Regions from separate parts of the Homo sapiens genome. Here region 2 is linked to region 1. A link is an interaction called in ENCODE POLR2A ChIA-PET data of the cell type or tissue named here. Cell type or tissue: OCI-LY7. All regions are shown on one strand. Links, peaks and the distances in the headings refer to the core of each region. The heading gives the core; the rest is flanking DNA.

The links. Peaks named below come from ENCODE experiments on the same cell type or tissue, not always from the same donor. Only the 100,000 strongest peaks of a DNase experiment are listed, where the experiment ranks them.
Region 2: POLR2A ChIA-PET joins it to region 1 with 5 read pairs; 4 of 35 experiments call an interaction of 5 or more read pairs at or near these places.

The regions. Positions count from the first base shown.
Region 1 is chr6:13,530,425-13,535,800 of GRCh38, reverse strand. No RefSeq gene overlaps it. Among named protein-coding and RNA genes, the nearest start is that of SIRT5, 41 kb to the left of the region's middle. In OCI-LY7, for the core only: no CTCF peak of the experiment used is centred there; a DNase peak (open chromatin) is centred at 230; H3K27ac peaks cover 928 bases.
Region 2 is chr6:13,375,909-13,381,284 of GRCh38, reverse strand. All of the region lies in intron 1 of GFOD1 (Gfo/Idh/MocA-like oxidoreductase domain containing 1), which reads left to right. Among named protein-coding and RNA genes, the nearest start is that of TBC1D7-LOC100130357, 50 kb to the right of the region's middle. In OCI-LY7, for the core only: a CTCF peak has its summit at 2,291; DNase peaks (open chromatin) are centred at 1,714, 2,274 and 3,722; H3K27ac peaks cover 833 bases.

The sequences.
Region 1 (5,376 bases), core at 132-5,131:
GCACTCCAGCTGGGGTGACAGAGTGAGACTCTGTCTTAAAAAAAAAAAAAAAAAAAGAAAAAAGAAAAAAAAGAAAAGCCAGGTCCCTGTTCAGATCAACTGGATCAGAATCTCTGGTGTGGTGTGTGCAGGGGCGGCGGGGGCAGGGGGTGGGCTGGGGGTGTGCAGGCAGATGTCAGTAGTGTAAAAAAATCTCCAGGTGATTCTATATTCAGCTTGGTTGCCACCTGCTCACTGAAGACACCTGGGAGTTTTAGGAAATAAGTACTGATGCCCAGGTCCTCCCCCAGAGATGCTGAGCCAACTGGCTTGCATATAAATGGCCTGGAATGTGATGGATCATCAGGATTTTTTTTTTTTAAAGTCCAGAGTGATTCACAGTGATCCAGGTTATCTCCCAATGTGCAGTATTCATTTCTCCTCACAACTAGGTTTCCTGGAATTTTTATCAAGAATTCCAGCTGCCGTAACAATAATGTTCAGATAATACAATTTGAAAGTTTATTTGGTTCTTTACTGAAAATTCACCTTTTCAGGAAAAGATTTAATTTTTGAAGTGCCTTAAATAGGCTGGGCAGAGTCTAGTGAAAATTGAAAACACAACTGACAGCCATTGAATTGATTACCTGCCTGGGTATTTTTCTCATTACCAAGAATTACTATTATCAGATGAAGGAATGGAGAATACAGAACATGATTCATGATTGTTTTAAGTAAGTCTGCAAGGTTAGTGTGTATCACATACATGATGTACCTTTACATATTACTATATGTTTCATGTTTGAGAATGTCTTATTTTTCACTGGCAGCTAAATAGTTGATTGACATCCCTGCCTTTATGGCACTTCACCAGGTACCTGAGACTCCAGAAGTGAGGTGACAAACCCTGCCTCTCAGAGCTGAGCAGTGACTGAGCAGTGGAGACTGAGCTCACTTACTCTGCACTTTCTCATCATTCCATGACTTTGCTTTGCATCTACTGTTGGCAGCTGGAAGGGCCAAGGGTCCTTGCATTGCCCTGACCTTCAAGGGCTCCGGATTTCCTGTGAGAGATGTCCAAGCTCCTTATCTGGGCATGCACAGCCTTGTTGGATCATCAGCCTCTTCTCCTGCCCAGCCCCAACCATGCCAGCCACGTCGGGCTGCTCCCTGCTCCTCCAAGGCCTCTCCTGGCCCCTGCACCTTTGCCACTCTCCACCTGTGGTGCATATAAATACCTCTTTGGGGAAAATAAGAATTAAAGCCCTAGTCCCTCTATGATCCAACAGAAGTGTACTCGGTTTGCTTGAGAGAGCCCTGGTTTGTATCAATATATGTCGGCACTTTAGCTTTCCTAGCGCAGGAGTGTTTTATATTTATTTTGATAAAAACATAATTCAGAATATTAGGTGAGCCTTTTAGGGAGCTTCGATTTATTCAATGCATTGGTGAACTCCAGAGTTGACATAAATGTGCTCTTTTGGGTGAGAACTCATCCTGCCTCTCGTTTGCAGGACCTAATGAGATAGAATTATAACGTAATTTTTTTTTAAGACAGAGTCTTGCTCTTGTCGCCCAGGCTGGAGTGCAATGGCATGATTTCGGCTCACTGTAACCTCTGCCTCCTAGGTTCAAGCAATTCTCCTGCCTCAGCCTCCCAAGTAGCTGGGATTACAGGCACCTGCAACCATTCCCGGCTGTTTTTGTATTTTTAGTAGAGACTGGGTTGGCCAGGCTGGTCTCAACTCCTGACCTCAAGTGATCCGCCCACCTCGGCCTCCCAAAATGCTGGGATTACAGGCGTGAGCCACTGTTCCTGGCCAATTTTTTTTTACATATAAGAATCCTTTCCATCCGGTCAAAACTCTAACACTCACTGAATGGTCATTGCGGAGTTTAAGAGGGAAATCCACTTAGAGCATGAAGGACCGGCCTGATACCCTGGGCCTTCTGATTTCTGGTTTTGAGACATGTTCTTTGCAGAGAGTACTCACTCCTTCTTCCTCTGTCTTCTCCTTGACTTTATTTCTTTCTGTGGGCTTTATGTCAACTAGGTCAGGCTCCAAAATCCCCAGATAATTGCTTTATTTTAAAAATAAAACGTAATTGGTGGTACACATGAACATAAAGATGGAGAAAATAGACTCTGGGGACTCCAACGGGATGGGAGGCTGGGTTGAAAAATTACCTACTGGGTAAAATGTCCAATATGTGGGTGATGAAGACACTAGAAACCCAACTCCCACCATTATGCATGTAATACCCATGTAATGAACAAGCACATGTACCTCCTGAATCTGAAATAAAAAAATAAAACACAACTGGTATTTGACAGGCAGTGTGGTCAGAATACAACTGGTATTTGACAGGCAGCTTGACAGGCAGTGACAGGCAATGGTAAGCATACAGAGCTGAACTCAGCCAGTTTGGGTTCACAGCCTGGTTCTGCCACTGACTACTTCTATGATTGTGGCAGTGAACTTAATTTCTTTTTGCTTCAATGTGTGTGCATGCGTGAGTGTATGCGTGCATGTGTGTGTATGTAATGTAGGCTTCAAGCTCTAAGCTCTAATGAATTGAAAGTTCCCAAGGTGGGGAGTGGCTAACGGCTTGTCTTTCTAGGTTCTGAAATCGTGCCTGGTCTATCACTCACCTGTCCCAAGAGACACACCACCACCAGGTACTCACTCTTTATTCTGAAACCTAGCTCCTGCCCTTAAACTTGCTTTCTTTCTCACCTGGTAATTGAGTTGAAAAACTCAGCCTGAGCAGCCTGAGATGTCAACTTACTGGTTCCTTACTGGGGGCCCCACCTGGATCCCTTTTGGTTCCTGAAAGTACAAGTCATTCTATACCCTGAAATGTACCTCCACCCTAGAACAGTTTTCAAAAGACAATTGCCAAAAAATCCTTCCCTAATGTCTATTAGCTGTTATCATGTCTCCCCTTTCAAATGTCTTACCCTCAGCTCAATCATTCATTCATTCAACCAACCAACCAACTAACCAACCAACCAATCAACCAACCAACCCACCCACCAACCCACCAACTAACCAGTATTTCCTGAGTTCTAGGCACTCTGTGGGAAGCCCATTCCCATTTGAAGTTAGGTATAAGTGATATATAATATAAGTTATAAGTTAGGAAGCTCTGGTGACCTGGGAGCCTGGAGGAGAGACAGACAGTCCAGCTGAAGGGTAAAGGGATAACCATGGCAGGCTTCCTAAAAGAGATCACTTTGAGCTGAGTCCTAAGGGCAAGTGGGAATCAGCCCTGGGAGGAGCTGGGATATGCAAGAAAGGCTTTCCAGGTGGAAGACAAAACAACCAGGTTGGGAGAGGGTGCAGCAAGCCAACTCCCATGGCTCCTTCTGGGAGCTGCAGAGCCTGCAGAGGCTGAGTTCAAAGCTTGGTTCCACTCCTTTCTTGCCATATGAGCTGAGGAGTGGAAGACAGAATAACGGCTCTCCAAAGATGCTGCCGTCCTAATCTCTGTATCTTGTGACTATGTTACAAGATGTTTTGCAGATGTGATTAAGTTAAGGATCTTGAGAAGGGAAGATTATCCTGGATTATCTGAGCGAGGCTAATGTAATCACAATGGCCCTTAAAAAAAGGAGGCAGGAGGTCAGAAAGGAGAGCAGGAAATGGATGATGGAATCATAGGTGGAGTGATTGTAGCCTTGTGGCGAGAATGCAGGCAGCCCTAGAAGGTGGGAGTGGTAAGAAAATGGATTTGCCTCTAGAGCCTCCAGAAGGAATGCAGCCCTGCAGGCACCTTCATTTTAGCTCGGGGAAACTTGACTGTGGACTTCTGACTCCAGAACAGTAAGATAACAAATTTGTTATTTTAAAGCACTAGGTTTGGGCCGGGTGCAGTGGCTCACATCTGTAATCCCAGCATTTTGGGAGGCCGAGGTGACAGAACACTTGAGGCCAGGAGTTCGAGACCAGCTTGGCCAACACGGCAAAACCCCGTCTCTATTAAAAATACAAAAATTAGCTGGGTGTGGTGGTGCACACTTGTAATCCCAGCTACTCCAGAGGCTGAGGCAGGAGAATAGCTTGAACCTGGGAGGCAGAGGTTGCAGCAAGCCAGGATCGTGCCACTGCACTCCAGCCTGGGCTACAGAGTGAGACTCTGTCTCAAAAACAAACAAACAAACAAACAAACAAACAAATAATAATAATACATAAATAAATCACTAGGTTTGTGGTAATGTGTCACAGCAGCAATAGGAAACTCACACACGGACAAGATGAACATCCCAGTGCACGACTGCCTCTCGTATAATGGGGCTAGAATAGGATTTCCATGGGAGTGCTGTTCTGAGAGGTAAGTTAAATAACACAGTAGACAGTGCTTAGAATCGTGCCCTGCATGTGGGAAGTACTAAATTATCATCTCTTGCTAGAAAGTTTGCCTTTTTATTCCACATGAAGTAACGCTACAGGAGCATTTTAAGCAAGAAAATAACGTGAGGAGATTTGCATTTTAGGCAGATCCAGTGGGAGGGTGTGGAAAATGGGTGCAGGGGGTGAGAGAGAGCAGGAGAGAGCAGGCTAGTAGCTGGAAGACCAGCCAGGGGGCTCCTGCCATAGCCCCGGGCAGTGGCAATGGGGACAAGATCTAGGGCAGCCTTTCCCGAGCCCTCTGTCTCACTACCCTACTGGGTTTTTAAATGCCCTCTTAGTGTTGTCAATACGGTTGGCTGCCAACCCAGAATTTGTTTCCCTCTTCTTCCTCCTTAAAGGAACCCTAATTCTAGTCAGATTTCATCTTCCTACATACCTCCTTGGGGCAGAGACTCCATCCTGTTTGATCAAAAGTTAATTTGATTCCCTCTGCCAGTTTTTGGTTCTGGGATGCGCAAGTGACCCAATTCTAGTTAAGGAGACATGAAAGAAGTCTGTGAGATCTTTTCGCGAACAGTCCCTCTCTCCTTGGGGAGTCGCAGGAAGGAAAGGCCTCTTCTCCCTCTGGCCCTGGTTATACCTGAATGGATGCCTGGAGCTGCTGCAGCCACCTTGCTTCTAATCTTAGGATACAGCAAAACAAGAGAGGTGGAATGAACTCCAGTCCTTGTTGACATTTTTGAACCACTAAGCATAACCCCTTGTAAGTCGTTTCCATAGCTAGAATTAAGCCAGTTTCTTTTACCTAACAGATAAGAGCAGGCTTACATACAATCTGAGGCAGTTTTATTTATTTATGTGCTTATTATTGTCTCCTCTGATAAGATTGGAAACTCTTTGACTGTGAGGCCTTCATGCCTGCAATCCCCCAGTATCTTTTTTTTTTTTTTTGAGACGAAGTCTCACTCTTGTCCCCTAGGCTGGAGAGCAATGGTGAGATCTCAGCTCACTGCAACCTCCGCCTCCCAGGTTCAAGTGATTC
Region 2 (5,376 bases), core at 118-5,117, 150 kb after region 1:
TGAGTGTTGCTGGGGCCAACACAGATTCAGGTGCACCCAGTTTTCTGGGAGTTCTTGCCAACTGGGTTTCTGTCTTCAAAAACAGTCTGCATTATTTTTGCATATTGTTGCAAAAGAAAACAAAGCACCAGGACTCAGCCCAGCCAGCACCAGGGGCAGCATGACTGCTCTCCACCCCCAGGAGTGAGCAGTATTTCAGCCTTTCAGCCTTGGATAGCTGGGCTTGCTGAAACCCCCATCTCATTCAGCTCAGTGGTTGTCATTGGGTCCCTAGGTGAAACATTAAGCACTGTCCCTTGGAGATAAGAGGTTGTAGGAGGGAAGAAATCTGCTGGCTTCTGGGCTGCAGGAGGAAGCCTGGGCAATCTGGGGTCAGATGCTTTGTAAACATTCCCTTACACTCCCCACTTCTGTGTCTCACCTTGCCCATTTCTGAGGTTTCTGAGCTCTGTTGATAAGACGAATTTCCCAGCGATCCTCAGCCTAGTGAGGATGGTAGCATAGACCTATGAAAATATCAGCTTGCAACCAAAAGTGAGGTTTTGTGATTTGGAAAGAGGAGTTTTAATCTACAGCCTTGCATAGCTAGCTAAGCCTTCCTTATTTCCTGGGAGCAGTTAATAATGTGTGTAGCTAAGTGCTCAGGCAACCTCTACCCTCCATTTTTCCAGCCTTGACTCCCTGTGGCCACCCCAGCCAGCCAGCAATGCCAACACAAGTCTCCGCCAGGGGTGTGTGTATGTCATAAATTGAACTTGACATTCGCTAAGCTGCTCCCGCCAGCACCCCATCATGATATTCACGTGGGCAGATCTGGGGGCTGCAGTTTTGCATTTTGTTTTCATTCATAAGAGCATCTGCCCAGGGATCCCTGGAAGAGAGCCCTACAGTAAGTGTATTCTTTGGTTTTATTTGTAACTACATCTCAGTAATAACTTTCTTCTTGCAGTAGGCCTATTCCTTCCACAAACTTTCCCATATACTATTCATTTCATACTGTCAGCAGTCTTAACAAAGCTGGCAGGACCAGATATCAGCTCTGTTTCACAGACGGAATGGAATGAGTGGCAAAGCCAGATCTAGAACCCACGTAGCTTTTGAGTCTGTATCTTTCCCATCCCCTGTGCTGCCACGCACTTACCTCCCTGCCACCAACTTGTTTTGAATTCTTGCAGCTCTAAGAGCTGACCTGTGTAGTTTTTATTTGGGTCTGTTATTGACTTGAGCAGACATTTATGAGCACTTTTCATGGGTCAGGACAGTGCCCATCTGTCCTTTCATCCTCAAAGCAGCCTGTTGAAGAAGGTGTTATTATTCCAGTTTTACAGGTAAGTGAACTAAGCTTCTTTGGGCCACATGGCTTGCAAATGCCAGGTGAGAATTTCAATCCACGTCCCCTGACCCTCATTTCACTTCCCTGTCTGACAAATCACACTAGATCTTGGGCTGCTTTACTAATAGGCACTCAGAGCTTCCTCCATGTCCAAATCAATCTTTTCAGAAAGGGGTCCAGAAAGCTTGGAAACCTGTTGTACTCAAGAGGCATTTAAATTGCCAACAACAGAAACTACCTGGCTGATTTTAGCAGAAGGGAATTATTTGAAAGGACCTTAGTTCCTCACGGAAATGTATGAGAGGCTGGGGAAGTCAGCTTGAGAAACACAAGGAACAAAGAAAGGCTTGGCAGCTGCAACCACAGTCCAGATCACACCAGAGAACCCATCAGGTGTAGACAGAGTCGGTTGCTTGCAGTGGTGCTGGTGCTGGGTGATAGAAGCCGTCATTGCATCACGGGCATCACAGCCCTAGAAACTAGATGCTGCTACCCCCACTGCCAGCACAGATCTCCACCTTCCTCCATTCTCATGTACCAGGCCAGAGTGGTGTCCCTGGTTGGCCAAGCCTGGCTGTGTGCCCATGGCTTTGCTGCAAAGGCTTCTGGGAAAGCAAACAGCTGGCGTGCCTTCTATGGGGGGAGGCTGTACCACCCACCAAGACTCTCAGGTGGGAAATTTCCCAATCACAGCAAGGAGATTCAGGGGCTGGGCAGCTCCCCAAAATCACACATCTCTACTACCTTTCCTCCCCCAAACACACAAACACTCAATTATTGCACTGTAGGTTACTTGTCAGTTTTTACGATTACCATCTTCCCACCACTCCCTGGGCCTTGGCACAGACTGCGTCTACCATTGGAGCTGGTGCAGGTGAAAGTGCTCTGGGCAGTAGCACGTTAATCATGTTTACCACCTGCTGTGGGTGGAGCCCTGGAGCTGGTTTGCCTCCTGGCTGCAGGAGGGGTTTATTGCCTCTGTTAGGCCACACCAGCAGCAGATGGGGTTCTCATAAGCTGATTGTTTCCCTCTGCTTCTGGCTGAAGCAGGAGGATCTCTTGTTTCTTGGGGAGGAAGCATGGAGCACTGGGCTGCTTTCCTTTCTTGGGCAGGCTTTGGCCACTCTAGGTGTTTTTATCCCTCCAAGGACATGCGTTCCTAGGCTGCAGGAGGTGGGGTTAATGTGATCCCGCAGTGGCTTTCCTGCTGGCACCTAGGTTCATGGAAGTGGAGTATGTGGCATGCCCATCACTGCCTGGTTCCTTTGGCTGAGATGAGAGGTGCCCACTTGCGGAAGGCTGGGGCCCTGGGAGGACTTCCTTTATTCAGCTGTGGGAATCCTGTAGGAACCCCAGCACTATAATGGCTGGTTTCCCCATCCTCTCTCTTTCTCGATAATAATCTTTCAGTTGTCCCAGCAGGTTCACTGCCATGGATATGGAGCAACCAGCTATTCGTCTTCAAAGAGAAGAGCCACTGTGTTCTCCCATGTCAAGCCTCCAGCCCTTCTTGCTTTCCAGTTCTTTCATCTTCAAGCTCTAGACTCTGCCCTCCTTTCATTGATTTCCCAAATCTTCTCAATACAATGCTGGGGTCTGCTGGGGGCGGAGCCTGAGGGGTTGGCACTTCCTTTATTAACCCATCTGGTAGTTCTGAGGCTCAGTCGTTTCATCCTATCCCCCATTCCACTCATGTGAAAAATGGAAAACACGGGGCTTTGGGACCACAGAACTGAATTTGCACCCTGGATCTGCACATATCTCTGACCTTGGGCAATCATAATCTCTAAGCCTTAGTTCCCCATTTTCTACAAATGGGGGTGATGGTGCTGGAGTGGTGCTTAAGTGAGCCAAAGGGAAGCCCCTGATGCCAAGTGGATACATACAATTTTAGCTCCTCTTCTCTTCCTTGTGCCCTTTTCTGCCCCAAGACTGAGGCTCTGGCCCTGCTCTGCACCTGTTTCTGTTGCTACTGCCTACAGGGAGCCCAGAGGTGGGGACACAATCTCATTGATAACAAGGGACTGAAAATAGATCTTAAAAACCCTAGAGCACCTCACTGAGTCTTTCTTTTTGATGGAGTAAAAACTACTGAAGGAACTCAGAAACAAAGAGAGTTTTGGAAGGAATGTAGACATATGTCTGAGAATACTTAAGACTCTTCCTCTGTGGGGGTTTCTAGAGCTTGCAGGCAGGTGACACAATGAGTGGACGGGGCTGGAGAAACTGTGGGAGGTAGAATTCTAAGAGGACCTTTGCCACTTGGTGTTACTTCTGTGATTAGTTCTACGGCAAAAAGGGGATCATCTGGGTGGGCCTAATCTAATCACAGGAGCTCTGGAAAGGTGGCAAATTCTCTCTCACTGGTGGCAAAAGAGGAAGTCCAAGGGCTTCCAAGCATGAGAAGCATCCAACTTCCACATGCTGTTGCTGGCTTGAAGATGGCAGGGCACACAGCAGGAAAGTGGGCTCTGTAGAAGCTGACAGCCAGCAAGGAGATGGGGACCTCAGTCCTATAGCCACAAGGAACCAAGTTCAACCAACAGCCTGAATGAGCTTGGAAGCAGATTCTTCTCCAGAATGATTGTGTGAAACCCTAATCAGGGATCCAGCTGAGCCCACCTGAACTTCTGTTCTAGAGAACTGAAAAGCAGTAAATGGGTGTTGTTTTAAGCTGCTCAGTTTGTGCTGGTTTGTTATAGCAGCAATACAAAACTAATACAGGACAGCAATGCACTAGAGACTGGTGAGGACTGTGGTATACTGGAGATGTACATGCCATCTAACTGTGGAAGCCACTAGATAGCTACAACTGAGTGTTGTCATGCAGGAGGCTCTGCAGAAGAAACCCAATGTTTCTGGATTTTTGCATTTTTTGAGACCAAAACTTAGGACTGTGTGAAATATATTGGCTTTTAAAAAAAAAAAAAAAACATATCTGCTGGGTAAATACACTTGTGATCCCTTCACTAAAGCACAACCCACCTTGAATAGAGAATTTCCTACATTTATTCTGAGATGTTGCCTAGTTTAAAGTATCTTGCCTTCCCACTGTACACACAGTGAGGATAGTGTTTCTCTTGAAGTATTGACTTGCAATCAACAAGGAGATTCTGAGGTTTTGTTGGGGACTAAGTGAGGGCTTTGGGAGATGATAGGAGGTTCCCAGCCTTTTGGATGTGTGATGAGGTTTCACGCCATGCTTGGGAAGAGAAAGCATAGATTCCTTTATTTCTCAACAGCCAGGCTGACCGCCATTCTAGGCCTCCATCCTCTTAGGTGGGTGGGTAGGAAATGGAATTGTAGTTCAACCCAGCAATCTCACCCAACCCAATCATTTGTGTTTTCTTGTATCTCAGCCTCTTTTACATGACTCTGGTGACCCAATGTTTGGCATTCTGCTTTTTCCTCTTCCACTCCAGAAATTGGCTCTTTCTATGGGGGTAGTGTGGCTTATGAGACTCTGGCTCTGTCCCTTGGATCCAGGGGGTGCACTGTGAATCCTGGCTTGTCCAAGCGTGGAGTGGTGGTGTAGGCTCAAGAATGGCTGTTCTAGGCCACTCTCTAGAATAGCGACCACCGAGGTACAGTAGTTGTCATTTGGCTATTTTGGACCAATATAGCAGGACTCAACTGCTGGAGTTCACAGTCCTGGCCATTTTCCTCTGTCCGCAAGTCCCTGACCACTGTCACCACTGTATCCAACTCCAAACCTCTGTTCTCCCATGGGACCTCTTGCCCCCGTCCCACCTCCCTGCCTCCTTAGACTCTGGTCTGTATGTGCCACTGACATGAAGGGGAGGACTGCCCCAGGCCTCCCTGCATGGGAAGCTGGCCACTAGCTTGGAAGGTCTCTTGGTTCTACATACCTACCTGTTGTTTCTAGACCTCTACCCTCAGTCTCCCTTGGGCTGGAAGTAGCAAGCTTTTCTTTTCTTTCCTGGGGAATGCCCCTGCTGGAAGGAGCTGGCTAGTGACTCCCCAATATCATATCTGCATTCTCAACTGTAGCCTCAAATATAAGCTGTAGAGATGGAGATGTA